2 separate regions of the Mus musculus genome follow, and region 2 is linked to region 1. The links are chromatin contacts, found by Hi-C in ENCODE. All regions are on one chromosome and are shown on one strand. Each heading gives the region's core, a stretch centred on a gene start or an enhancer-like site at or near the end of the contact. The rest is flanking DNA. Distances are from core to core; before and after follow the strand shown. Region 1 has its middle 53 kb from the start of Mael. Region 2 holds the start of Mael (maelstrom spermatogenic transposon silencer).

What was found. A loop is a pair of places that touch in the nucleus more often than their neighbours do.
Region 2: a loop to region 1 is called in a map of left cerebral cortex, with 2.6 times the contacts of the local background. The contact joins the promoter of Mael here to the enhancer-like site in region 1. A Hi-C loop is called at or near these places in 5 of 37 maps with a recorded cell type or tissue (T-helper 17 cell and left cerebral cortex).

What each region holds. Positions count from the first base shown.
Region 1 is chr1:166,182,191-166,188,795 of GRCm38, reverse strand. No RefSeq gene overlaps it. Among named protein-coding and RNA genes, the nearest start is that of Mael, 53 kb to the left of the region's middle. Within about 2 kb of position 3,906, at least 1 of the 3 ENCODE cell types and tissues checked has a DNase peak (open chromatin) inside an H3K27ac peak, as active enhancers do; it is left cerebral cortex, where a contact is called at or near this core.
Region 2 is chr1:166,237,240-166,243,389 of GRCm38, reverse strand. It overlaps Mael (maelstrom spermatogenic transposon silencer), which reads left to right and starts at 4,646. Exons shown (of 12, transcript NM_175296.4): 1 at 4,646-4,855; 2 at 5,035-5,127. The coding sequence starts at 4,724.

The sequences.
Region 1 (6,605 bases), core at 2,657-5,156:
CAGCTTAAGTAGCACGTGACAAGTTACCAAATGTGACCTGCTTTATACTTAGTCGTCTTAGAAATGTTTGACTCTTGCTTTTTTATAATTTGTCAAAATTGGGATACAACTAATTATCAAACACTAATTTGTTGATGTCCTTTAGTCTACAGGTTACTGTTTGTACTGGCTGATTTCCTGTGTCAGCTTGACACAAGCTCGAATAATCAGGAGCCTCAGTCGAGGAAATGCCTCCATGGGATTTCCAACTGTCAGCCATTTACTCAGTGTCAGTGCGGGAGGGGAGAGTCCATTGTCCACCCTGGTGGTCCTGGGTTCTATAAGAAAGCAGTCTGAGCAAGCCATGTGAACCCAGCCAGTAACAGCATCCCTCCATTGCCTCTGCATCAGCTCCTGCCTCCAGGTTCCTGTCCTGTTCCAATTCCTGCAGTGACTTCCTTCAGTGATGAACAGTTATAGGGAAACCCCAAAAAGCCCTTTCCTCCCCAACTTGCTCTTTGGTCATGGTGTTTCGTCGCAGCAATAGAAACCCTAAGACACCAATTTACCATCTAAATTTAAGGTTTGAGTTGGAAAATAAGCTCTGTAGTTTGGCACAATATTGATTTTGTTTGCCTTCACAGATCATTCAACATATTCATTCCCTGTAACACCCATGAACTGATAGTTATACCCAGGTGCTGGATCATATATATAGTTTTTCAATCTTGTTTTTTTTTTCATGTGATATTTGCACTCGTAATGAGAGGACTATTTGGTTACTTTAAAGAGTGGTGATCCTTGGCCACACACACTACTTTAGCAGAACCTGAAAAACCGCCTTTTTCTTTCTTTTTCCAAGCTAAAGTACTTTTACAAAAAAACAGTCCCTCTGACTCCCCCTACATCATCATAGCCACTGAGGAAAAAGAAAACAAGTATTATTTCATTTACCTATTTTAAGTTAATCATGTGGGCTGTTGTAGTGTCTTTTCAAGAGTCAATGAATTGCTATGGTTACTTTCTACAATCATAAATTTAAAGAATTCATACATGCATACTAGTGGACTGCGTTGCTTCTATATCAGTTTTCAATAAAGGAATAATTCAGATGGCCTGGGTTTCCAAATCCTGCACATTCCGAAGAGAATTCTAACCCTTGACCAACTCATAGGAAAACCTTTAAGTCTTAGGATATCCTTGCTGGTAAGAATGTCTTCTGTCAAGTACCCAAGGAGCTGAAGGGGTCTGCAACCCTATAGGTGGAACAACAATACGAACTAACCAGTACCCCAGGAGCTCGTGTCTCTAGCTGCATATGCAGCAGAAGGATGGCCTAGTCGGCCATCATTGGGAAGAGAGACCCCTTGGTCTTGCAAACTTTATATGCCCCAGTACAGGGGAATGCCAGGGCCAAGAAGTGGGAGTGGGTGGGTAGGGGAGAAGGGGGGGAGGGTATAGGGGACTTTCGGGATAGCATTTGAAATGTAAATGAAGAAAAATTTGGGAAAAAAAAAAGAATGTCTTCTGTCTGGGCCCTTGGACTATAATGGGTAGTCTATGCTAACAGCATTATCTGTGGTAGGAGTCCAGGCCTGGCAGTGTGAGCTGACCTATAGAGGGTCATGCCTATGGGACCAACCCCCTGTGTTCTGACACCAAACCTTCTGTGCTTAGCCATTCTTGACACAAATTGCCACTCACCATTGTCTGGAAAACTCAGGGCTGTGCTGGGAGCCTTGCATGTGGCCGCTGGGCTCTGTCCTGTGTGTCGCCTTCCATCGCTGTCGCCTTCCATCGCTGTCGCCTTCCATCGCTGTCGCCTTCCATTGCTGACTTGACTTCTCTCCTTCCGTGTGTAAACGGTGACCAGGAGGGCAGCCAGCTCTCTGAGCTCTATCTGTGCTTCTGGAAGTCATTTCACTGTACAAACAACTTCTGTACAGCACTGCTTCTGAAACGGGAATCCTGCTGACTGAGGCTTCGTTGCACATATTGTCAGAGCAACACTTTGTGCGGTTTGTCTTTCTACATCTGCATATTTTTGCAGATATGTCTTTGAGGCAGTGTTCTAGCACCTAGATCCCTAAACAAAAAATATCTGCTATGGTTTCTGGATCAAATGGTAAAATTTCTCTAAATACTACCAAAATGTCTCTAAATTATGCCATTTTTCATTTCTGCCAATAAAATCTGGATCAAAGCTCTTGCTCTCTCCTAGCAGTAACAATAAGTATGTGGTTGGATTGTGGAGTTTTTCCAGCCTCCTTGGTGAGAAATGGTGCCATTTAAATTCCTCTTTCGGTAAGATAAATGAACGTTAGTGTTATTTCACAGAAGTAAGGCTAATTTTCACTTTTTCTTTGTGAATTGTCGGTTCACATCTCATAGGAGGCCTTTCCTCATGCTTCAAATTATCTTTGTGTAAATTAAGACAGGCCCAAATTATAGCAAGTATAGAATATGTCAAAATGGCCTCAGGTCCTATTGAAATTGGGTTAAGAGGTGGGGGGCATGGAATATCACAGGACTCTAACATATACACAAAAGCAAAAGTAGTTTTCAATGATTATAGTTGAATTGTAAGACAAATACTGGAAGCCAGGCATGAGGGTACTTGCATATAGTCTCAACACTGGTAAACGAAGACAAGAGAATCAAACAAGGCCAGCCTGAGCTACATAGTGAGACCCTATCTCAAGACAGTTACAGCCGAAGTTAGGTATCTTAGGTAGTCAGGTTCATTGCATACAATAATCCATCTAATAACTACTATGTGCATACTATGCCCAAGCCCTTTCGGGAGCACTAGAAATACAACAATAAATGTTCTCTCCTTTCTTGAGGACCAATAGAGAAGAAAATGCCATTCTTCCGATTGGAGCTAAAAGACGAAGCCTAAAAGATTATGCTCATATTTTGCCCCCTACATTTGCATTTTCCTCAGTAGGGCTAGCCACCCATGGCTGGAGCACTTGGCAAAAGACTGTTAATAGCAGCAATAACCGTCCTAGTTTCCACCACAAAGATGACTGGTCCCCCTGGGAGAGGATCTCCAGGCTCATGTTCTCATCACCTATAAAAGGAAAGAAATCCAGAGACCTTAACACTTTTCCAAGTCTGAAGGCCTCTGGTGTTCAGGTCTTCCTGGGCTATTTCTACAGCATCAGCCTTTGAGAAGCGTAACCGGGACCCCAGACCCCCAGCCCAGCCTGGCAAATGCATCCTTAGCGGTGCTTGGTGGCATTGTTTCAGCTTGACTGTTCCTGGGCCAAACCTCAGAACTCTGCAGGGTCATGGAACAGGTTCAAAAGGACCACAGGATGTTTGCAATGTGACAACGAAAGTCACTTCGAGAAAAGTGGGAGAAAGAAGACAAAAGTGCCTTGCTGGGGCAGGAAGGCTGCTCTGAGCTGATAAATTATATAAATTGTTCCTTACCAGGGAAGGGCTAAGGCTTGTAAGAAGAAAAAGCATATGTAAGCAAAGTAACATTTATTGAAGGCTTCCGCCCCCACCCCTGGCCCCAGAACGTATAGTAAAGCATAGTAAAGACCAGAACTTAGTTAAACCTCTCACTAGCCCCTTCATGGCTCCTGAGAAGTCACTTCAGTGTCCCGAGCTTATCTAGAAATTGAGAAGAAAGCGGCGTACTTAGAAGGTTGGGATGGGTCAGGGTTTTCCGCTCTGCTTTCCATATTCCTTTTGTCCCCTGCGCTGCCTCTTTCCTGTGCGCTCCCACCTCCAGCAGCATGAAGCGCGCATGCCCATGCAAGAGATTTGGGTAGGGAGACTGGCAAGCTGGGGTGTTGCTGAGTCTAGTTTCTCCAGAAAATTGCTTATTAGTGTTTCGGGAGGGTGTTTGAAGCTCTTCCTCGATGCCCGGTGAGATGAGACACTCAGAATCCACTCCACAAAATCCTGCTCCAAGGCAGCTGCTGCCTCTGCTCCTTCAGGAGTGACAGGAAGTGGCTGCCCATCAGCCCAAGAGCTCGCCTCCTCTCTGGCAGAGAATGCAAAGCTTCTGGCTTCTCTGGCTTTGATTGCTAAGTGAGGCAGACAGAGTAAGCAGCCTAAAATAAGAGTCCAGGTGTCTCCCTGCAGAAACTCTCTTCTGCCTTCCCTGCTGGGCCAGAGATGCTTAAGTGGACAACAGTGTCACTTGGGGACTCCAGTGCTTTGAGCGATGGGCCCCTCTCTCATCGGAAGGTCATCCGATGCAATGCAGGGCATGCTCTCAGTCTGAAAGTGCTGAAGGCTTGCCTCGCCTGGGCAAACCGACACGCAAAATCAACAGAGATGCGTCGTCACGGCTAGTGGGAAGTTGGGGAGTGAACTTCTCCTGAGGACAGAAAAGCTTACTGCTGTAAATAGACTAACCCTGACTTGTTGAGGGAGTCAGAAGATTGCCACCCTCCGAATAAGCTGTGCTTGGTTAAGTCTTTCAATCCCTCTGGTTGTGTTTTGTGAAGAATAGAATAGAAACATAAAGGCTTTTTAAAAAATGATCTAAAGGGAAAGGGTCCTATATTCTATAGCTTTGTGGACCGACTTGTCCTGGGCTTACCTCAAGCCTTTCTGCAGGTCTTTCCCATCTCTCTGAGCTTCCCTCCTCCACCCGCTGTTAAACGTCCTCAGAAAGGGACCTCAGCACTTGCTCTCTACACACCCTACTCCCAGAGGCTTCGTCCACACCAGGACTACATCCACTTAGGTTTTGGTTTGTTTGCATTCTGTCTTAGACAGGAAGGAGAATGCTTTCTTTTTCTGAAACAAGGCCTCACCCTGTAGTCTGGGCTACTCTGTGCCAGCCAAGGTGGCCTAGAACTTCAGGCACTTTTTCTGCTTCTGACTTTTGGGTTCTAAATTCCAGGATGGCACCAAGCCTGACTTCTCCCCTTTTGATGCCTGTGACCCCAGAGCCCCCAGGTCAGCCACAACTCCCCAGAGTGCCACACAACTAACCTCATTCCCCTAAGGTGTTGCTTCTAGTCTTCATCGCTCATTCAACTCTGTCTTGTCTTACAAAGACTGTGAGGCAGACTTAATAAATGCACAAAAGGCGAAAACTGAGAAAAGATAGCATAAGTGTGAAGATATGACGGGAAGAAGAGATGAAACTATGGATAAAATTTGTTCGGCTACTCCATTTTGAAAAATTCTATGTAGTGCAGCTTTCACTCTGAGTTTCCTAGCAACCATTGCAAAGAAAAAGCAAGCTACAGTGTGAAGTGTCTTTAAATTAAAATGATACATAGCAAGTCCATTGTTTATGAGCGACAGTGACCTTCTTTCTAGTAAGCAGATTTAAGAGAAAATTCCCCAGGCTATTCTTTTCAACAAATAACTTGCAATGTACTAAGGCCGTGTCTTTGACAACATCCTAACTATAAATATGAAGGTAGAGCGGCTTAATGCTATTCCTGACAACTTCCTACAATACCTAGTGGAATGAAGCCAAGTATTTATGCAAAATAATTCCCGAGTCAGGACGGTAAACCAAGTATATAAATCTGAGAGCTTGCCTTGAGAACAGGGTTAAGTAACTATTGCCTGCTTCGTATTGTTCTTCAACCGGGTTTTGGAATTATTGTTTGGCCGTGAGCCCAAAGTTAGTCTCTTGAAGTCTTGGGACTGCAAATGCTCTGTGCCCGGTTTAGGTGCAGATGTTCTCTCTGGGAAATCCAGCCAAGGCAGGAAGGAGGTGAGAGTGAACTGTATCCTTTTATGGAAGGCAAACTACCTCCTATAAATACTGTCCAAGCAGAAACCAGGGAGGCTGCGCTAGCCCAATCCTGCAGGCCTGTGAGACCAGGCTGGACCTGCTCTGGGTTACACTGTGTTGTGTTGAATCATTACCCCAATTTATAAAGCATTGGCCTTGACCCAAGTTACTCCATTTTAAGCCTAAGTACCACAAAAGAAAGCCTGAGCCTTGTTCACACACACACACATGCGCACACACACATGCACACACATACACACACACACATGCACACACACACATACATACATGCACATACACACACATGCACGTGCGCACACACGTGAGCGCGCGCACACACACACAAGAACCACACTAGCCCATACACCGGGAGGCACTAACTGGTAATTATCTATTGCCAGTAAATGACAATACTGTAAATACGCCAGTAACACCAGACAAATGGGCTTATTGATCACAGATGTAATCTCGGAGCTCCCTCACCTAGGAGCATCCCAAGGGTAAATTTGGCAAGCAGACTGACTGGTCACCCAGCCATTTGCCATGAGCCTCTTCCAAGAAAATTGTCACAGGGAACAGACTCCTGCCTTTGTCCCCAGCTCCAGTTCCAGCCTAGTTACATTCTCTTGCCCTTGACAGCCAATGAACATCAAGCTGACCATAAATTGCCCTAATCCGCCTGCCCCCGCACCTGATATCTGCACTAGACTCTAAGGTCTTGTCCCCTGAAGACTCCTCCTTGTGCTTGTGTTAGCCCTTTGCCTCCAACTTCAGGAAGGCTTGTGAGCTCTCCCACTACGTTCATTAACCCTTTCTCAACCATCCTGCAACCTGCAAGTATGTGTGGAAATCATATTAAATCCAGCATATGATTTGAGAGTTAATATCAATGCTTGAAATA
Region 2 (6,150 bases), core at 3,397-5,896, 54 kb before region 1:
TCTAAGCTTTTGGTGACAACGGCTTATTGGTGGGTGTGCTCAAACTGATCGCTTTTTTGGGTTTAGAGGACTAAGACTCAGAGGCTGGAGTTACAGTTTGATTCTTTAACCTTTAGTGCACTGTCATCTTCCATAAACTTTACCACAAAACTTCTCACATTCTTCCTAGTATTAGCTTACTGTAGCTGCTGCTGCTCTTGGCGACTGTCTGGAACTCTCAACTGCCTCTTGATCATGTATCTCAGAGCTTGGATACCAGGGCTCTCAGCTCACAGTGACTGTCTGGGCCTCTTAACTGCCTCTTTTCTGTGGTTGCTATTGTTAAGTCTGATTGTTCAGCCCACTATACCACTAATACAGACAACACGTCAGTCAAAGGGCATTCAGAGATGTCTTATTGGGCTCAATGCTGCAGCCCTCGGGAGAAAAATCTTCCAAAATGAACTTCAAAGGTGTGGAAATCATTCTGCTTACATCACCAGTGACACATGCCTGTGAATAGATTGTGATTCTACCAATCACAGCCTCACATGAGCTTCTAGTCCCACTTCAACTTCACTTAAGCACCAATCACAAACCTCGCATAAGCTCCAAATCACCAGCTTTTTCTTTCTCTCTCTCTCTCTTTCTTTCTTTCTTTCTTTTTTTCTTCCTTCCTTCCTTCCTTCCTTCCTTCCTTCCTTCCTTTCTTTCTTTCTTTCTTTCTTTCTTTCTTTCTTTCTTTCTTTTTTTCCTGAGTCACCTATAGCCTCCCCATCCTAAGTGAGAACTGCTACAGGAAGAGGCGCCTTGTTGAGGTTGATTGACATTCCTGTTACTAATGTAAGCTGGTGTAGCTGTACTGTATCGAGGCCTCCTAAAGCAGACATTGTGGCTGCATTAGCAGTCATGGGTGTAGCTCTAGTGTAGTTTTCTCAAGCCACCTGGGAAGTACTCTGCCGTGGGACACCATGCATGGTGGCCGCCCACTGGGTCACCAAATGTGAGGCTGCTTTGTTGACAGCTCCGTTCAACAAGTAGGCAGAGAAAGGGGTCTATAAGCGGTCTCTCAGGAGGGGCTGGAGAGATGGCTCAGCAGGTAGAGATGCTTGTGTAGTGATTCTAGATCCCACATGGTGAACTGACTCCTGAGAGTTGTCCTCTCAACCCCGACACTCTGTCTATGGAATGAAGGAAAACAAAACGGACAACTTTGAAGTCAGCAGAGAAATACGTGGAGCAGAAACACTGATCAATCCAACTAAAGCAGAAACGGGAGAAGGAACCCTATAAAAATAGACACGGAAAAGAATAAGGTATTTTGTTCCAGAAACTAGAAAAAGAAATGCAAAGCAGCCTAAAGTAGAAAGGGCGAATGCATTTAAAGCAGAGAGGGGTGAAAAGAAAAATGTTACAGTTTCTCAACAGAACAAAACTCAGATTATTTAAATGATCGATGAAAACAGTTTAGCAAATACTAGGAAAAGACTTGGGGCATGGGGCAAGAGGGCTGGAGAGATGGTTCAGTGGTTAGAGCACTGGCTGTTCTTCCAGAGGACCTGCGTTCAATTCCTAGCAACCACATGGTGGCTCACAACCATCTGTAATGGGATCTGATGCCCTGTTCTGATGTGCATGAGAATAGAGCACTCACATAATTAAATAAATAAATCTTTTTGAAAGGAAGAAAAACAGAAAAGGCTTGTACAGCTTAAATAATATTAGAAAAAAGGGAGATGGTATGTATTTTTAAATTATAAACAAGTGTTACATTTATTTTTATGCCAATCTTTAAAATAAATTTTATTAGACTGCATTTTATACAGAATGAAATGCATGCAATTTGGGGGCTGGAGAGATGATTCAGGGGTTAGCAATTCTAACTGTTCTTCCCAAAGGACCTACGTTCAGCTCCCAGCACCTATATGGCAATTTACAACAATCTCTTAACACCAGTTCCAGGGAACCCAATGCCCTCTAAGGCCTGCACGTGGTGCATAGACATACATGAAGGAAATACACCAATACACCTAAAATGTTGTTTTGAAAATGCCTATGCCTAAAAATAGAATTTGATAAACGACACACCCTGCCTGTAACCACTACAAAGCACAAAATAGTTTGCCATTTCCACAGTTTTCCAATCTTTTCTTACCTCCAGGCCTGCCTCTAGCTATTACTGCTAATCTGCTATCTCTAATTTCATACTCTTACCTGTCTCAAGAGCTGTATCCACTGTGTCATAGAGAATGCTTTCTTCCACTTAGCAACATTTCAGAATTCATGTAGAGTATCCAGATTAACTCACCTCTTCGAATTCCCCAGTTGTCTACCATATTATATACCACAATTTACTAATTCAACTGTTGATGGCTTTGGGCCATTCCTTGTGGGTCTGTTTATGAACAGAGCTGTTATAAATTCATCTAGAAGCCTTCGTTTCATGCAAGTCCATTTCTCCAGACTGGAATTGCTGAGTCAAGCAGCTAAGTGTAAGAAGGGCCTGTCAAGATGTTGTCTCATCCATATTCATTGAACTTTCAGTAGCCTTATCTCCTCATCAGATCTTATACCAGTACACTTGCAGTCTCAAATGTAAGATAGGTTTCTAAAAGAAATGGCTGAAGAAAACTGCAAAGACAATTCATGCCAGATACCAAGAAGGTTCAGCTCCCCCCCTTCTGCCCTCCAAGGGTTGTCAGTATCAGAGCTTAAACAAACAAACAAAAAAATGTACCAACTTTCCAAAGACGCATTAATTCTCGTCTCTTACTCAATCCTATGGGAAAAGGGGCATTCATTTTATGAGGCAGTAACAACCCTGATACCAATATTTAGTAAGAACAGCTGTCCAATCACGTGTGACTTGGGTCTTGGAACCCTCCCTAACCACAGGCAGAGATGGAATAAAGAAAGAACAGATGTACACAGACCCACAGTGTCGCTGGGATCTGGTGTGAGTCTTCTAACCTGCTGATACCTAGAACCTCAATATATCTATTAGGTACCAAAGAAGGGGAGTTAGCGAGTCGCCATAGGAGGTCTGTGCAGGTGAGCAGTTTCAGACTGTAAACATCCACTCGGGGGCCACAGTAATTGCTAGCACTGAGCAATCAATTATTCATTCATAAACATTCATTCTCATACTCTCCAGGAAAGCTTTATCATTTCTCTGGCGCCTGGCCCATATAGGTAACAACTTTGCCAGTTTCTCACTGGTATGTTTTGGGTCATGGTCCTGCCCACGTCAACAAAAGCACATTCTTTCGGGACGCTACTCACTCAGAACTTCCTCTGATCCCTAAAGGAAGCACCACAAAAACAATCCATTATCTACTAAGACAGAAAAACGTTTTTAAAGTGTCAGCAACACTTCAAGTGTCAGCGACGATTCATGATCAAGAAGAGTGTATACTATAAATGTTGACTGGTTCAATACCAGAAAAATTTAGCAACATTACTAGCAAACAATTAAAACTGAGGTCATTGCTAGGCTGGGACTCCTGTTCAGTCTCTTCACAAGCTGGAAAACCCTGTTTATTCCCCTTCCACCAACTCCACCTACAAAGAAAAAACACCTCACTACTCAGTGTTCCAGCAACCCACCCATGAGTGCCTGCTCAGGGGCTCACTTTTTGACCATGTAAGGGCAAATACCAGCTCCTAACTCACATGTCATCACCCCATGCCCAAGACCCATTAAAAAACCAACCAACCAAACAAACAAAAAAACTAACCCTTGTTTTTGCCTGGATATGTGACCTTGCTGACCTTGACCTGTGAAATCCGATGAACCCACCAGAGAGCTGCCTCCAAATAAACCTGCCATTATCTACTTTTAATCTGGTCTAATCTGGCTGATTATCTGTCAGTGACAGAGAGAAAAGATGATCAAGTTATCTGAAAAGATAAAAATTTTAAATGAATTTTCAACTCTACTTATACACAAATTAAGTAACTCGAATACACAAAGGAATGTAGTTGGGAAGTGCAATGAGAAAACCCAGGCAAGATCAAGCAGCACAGTTTGAACCAGTATGAGAACTCACTATTACTAAATACACAGGCTCAACCTTGAGTCAGCAGTAACCAAGTAGATGAGAAAAGCATTTCACAATAACTTCGAAAAATGATACCTACTAATAAAACTGACCCCTCCCCAAATTACCCAGACCTTATAAGAAAGCCTATAAAACTTTATTCATGGATGTTTTGTGAAACAGAAGTTTTCAAATATGTTGTGGTTGTTGTTGTTGTTTGTCGTCGTCTTGAAAACACCCTCCTGTCCCCACCTTTTCCCTCTCAGTGCTTTACACAAGCTCGCTAGTTCGGGAATGTGAAACACCCAGGAACCGAAAGCACCTGCGAGTCCTCTTCCTACTAACGGGGTACATCAAGCAACAATGTACAGGGAAAAAATAATAATAAAAGTACCAGGCCTACCACGTGACAATCCCCGCCTACCGGGCAAGCGAGTCAGCCAATCACAGTGCTCTCCCCACCTGCGCCTCGCTCCTCCTCCCTCCCGCCCCCTCCGCCCCCTCACGCACGAGGTGGAATCCAGTTTCAGGCTGTTTTCACCCCCACAGCAGGGGGCCCAATGCGGCTGCGCGCTGCACCCTGATTGGCCAAGTGCCGGGCTGAAGCGCGCGCAGGCTCCGAGCTCGGTTACTAAGGGCGGGAGCCCGGCAAGGGCGCCGGCTGCTTGCTGCGTCTCTGGAGGGCGTCGAGGCCCGACGACGCCATGCCCAACCGCAGGGCCAGCCGCAATGCCTACTATTTCTTCGTACAGGAGAAGATTCCCGAACTGCGCCGGCGAGGCCTGCCGGTGGCCCGCGTGGCAGACGCCATCCCCTACTGCTCGGCCGACTGGGCGGTGAGGCAGCGGGCAGTTGGGCAGCGGGGAGGGCGCGGTGGGAACCCAGCCTGGGGGGAGCCCGTGGAGGGGACACAGCCCAAGGGCAGGACCAACCGACAGAACCTTCCAGAACCGGGGTGTGGATCGGACGCCTCACCCTCACAGCTCGCCTCTCTTGTATCCCTCTTCTCCCCAAGCTCTTGAGGGAGGATGAGAAGGAGAAATACTCAGAAATGGCTCGAGAGTGGAGAGCAGCCCAGGGAAAGGATTCTGGGCCTTCAGAGAAGCAGGTAAGGGCAGCCACCTCTCGCCCGCCCACCCTTGGACTCCAGCCACGGTGGAGCCCGAGGAACCTTCGGGAAGTTTCCAGATAGTGCAGAAGCCCCAGGGGAAAGGCAGGTTTGGGGTTGGGGGTCAGGGTTTGCACTAAACGGCTCCCCGACTGCCTTTCAGTTCTTACCGGTTAGACAGCTGTAATAATAATTTTTAAAAAGCGTAGGCTTTTATTTAAATGGTTCCTAGAAACAAGCTTGTTAACAGTTCTTTAAATATTGTAATAACAAGACGTGAAGACCTGGGTTAACATTTGTAGATCCTACAGAACCCCCCCCCCCCCCAAATAGTTAAGCAAATTCCAGAGTATTGGGATAGTAGACTACTAAGTCAGTATCTACAAGGTCAATAAAGAAGTCTTTTTCTTCTCCCTTATGCTGCTTTTCTGTTTGTACATACCGAAATTTCATTCTTAAATTTGTGACATTGGATTGAAATTCAAAATTGTGGCAAGTTATTTGTAAATATGGTAGGTAGATTTACATTTTAAGTTGATGTCTTAAGTCAGGTGGATTTTTGAGGATCTGTGCTTGTGAGCTTTGATTGCTCTTATCAGATTTTTCTATAAAACATATCTCCTTAAGGGACTAGTGATGGCTCACTGGCTAAAAGCTCTGGCTACTCTTCCAAAAGTTCCAGATTTGAGTCGGTGCACCCACATGGTGACTCACAGCCATCTGTAACTCCAGTTCCCAAGGGTTCTGATGCCCTCCTCTGGCTTCCACTGGTGCTGCGCACACACACGTGACACACATACATGCAGCCAAGCACACACACGGGGGGGGGGGGGGGGGGGAATGAAAATTTGAAGAAAAAATTCTCCACAAAACTTAAGTATATTGTACGTGCTTGAGTTGTGATAGTTGGAGGCACAACCTTTTGTAATTTTCACTTTTAAATGAAAACCACAAATAACATTATAGACTTTAGGATTTTGTTCTGTTTTCTTTAAATACTCTTATTCTGCACACCAGCCTGGC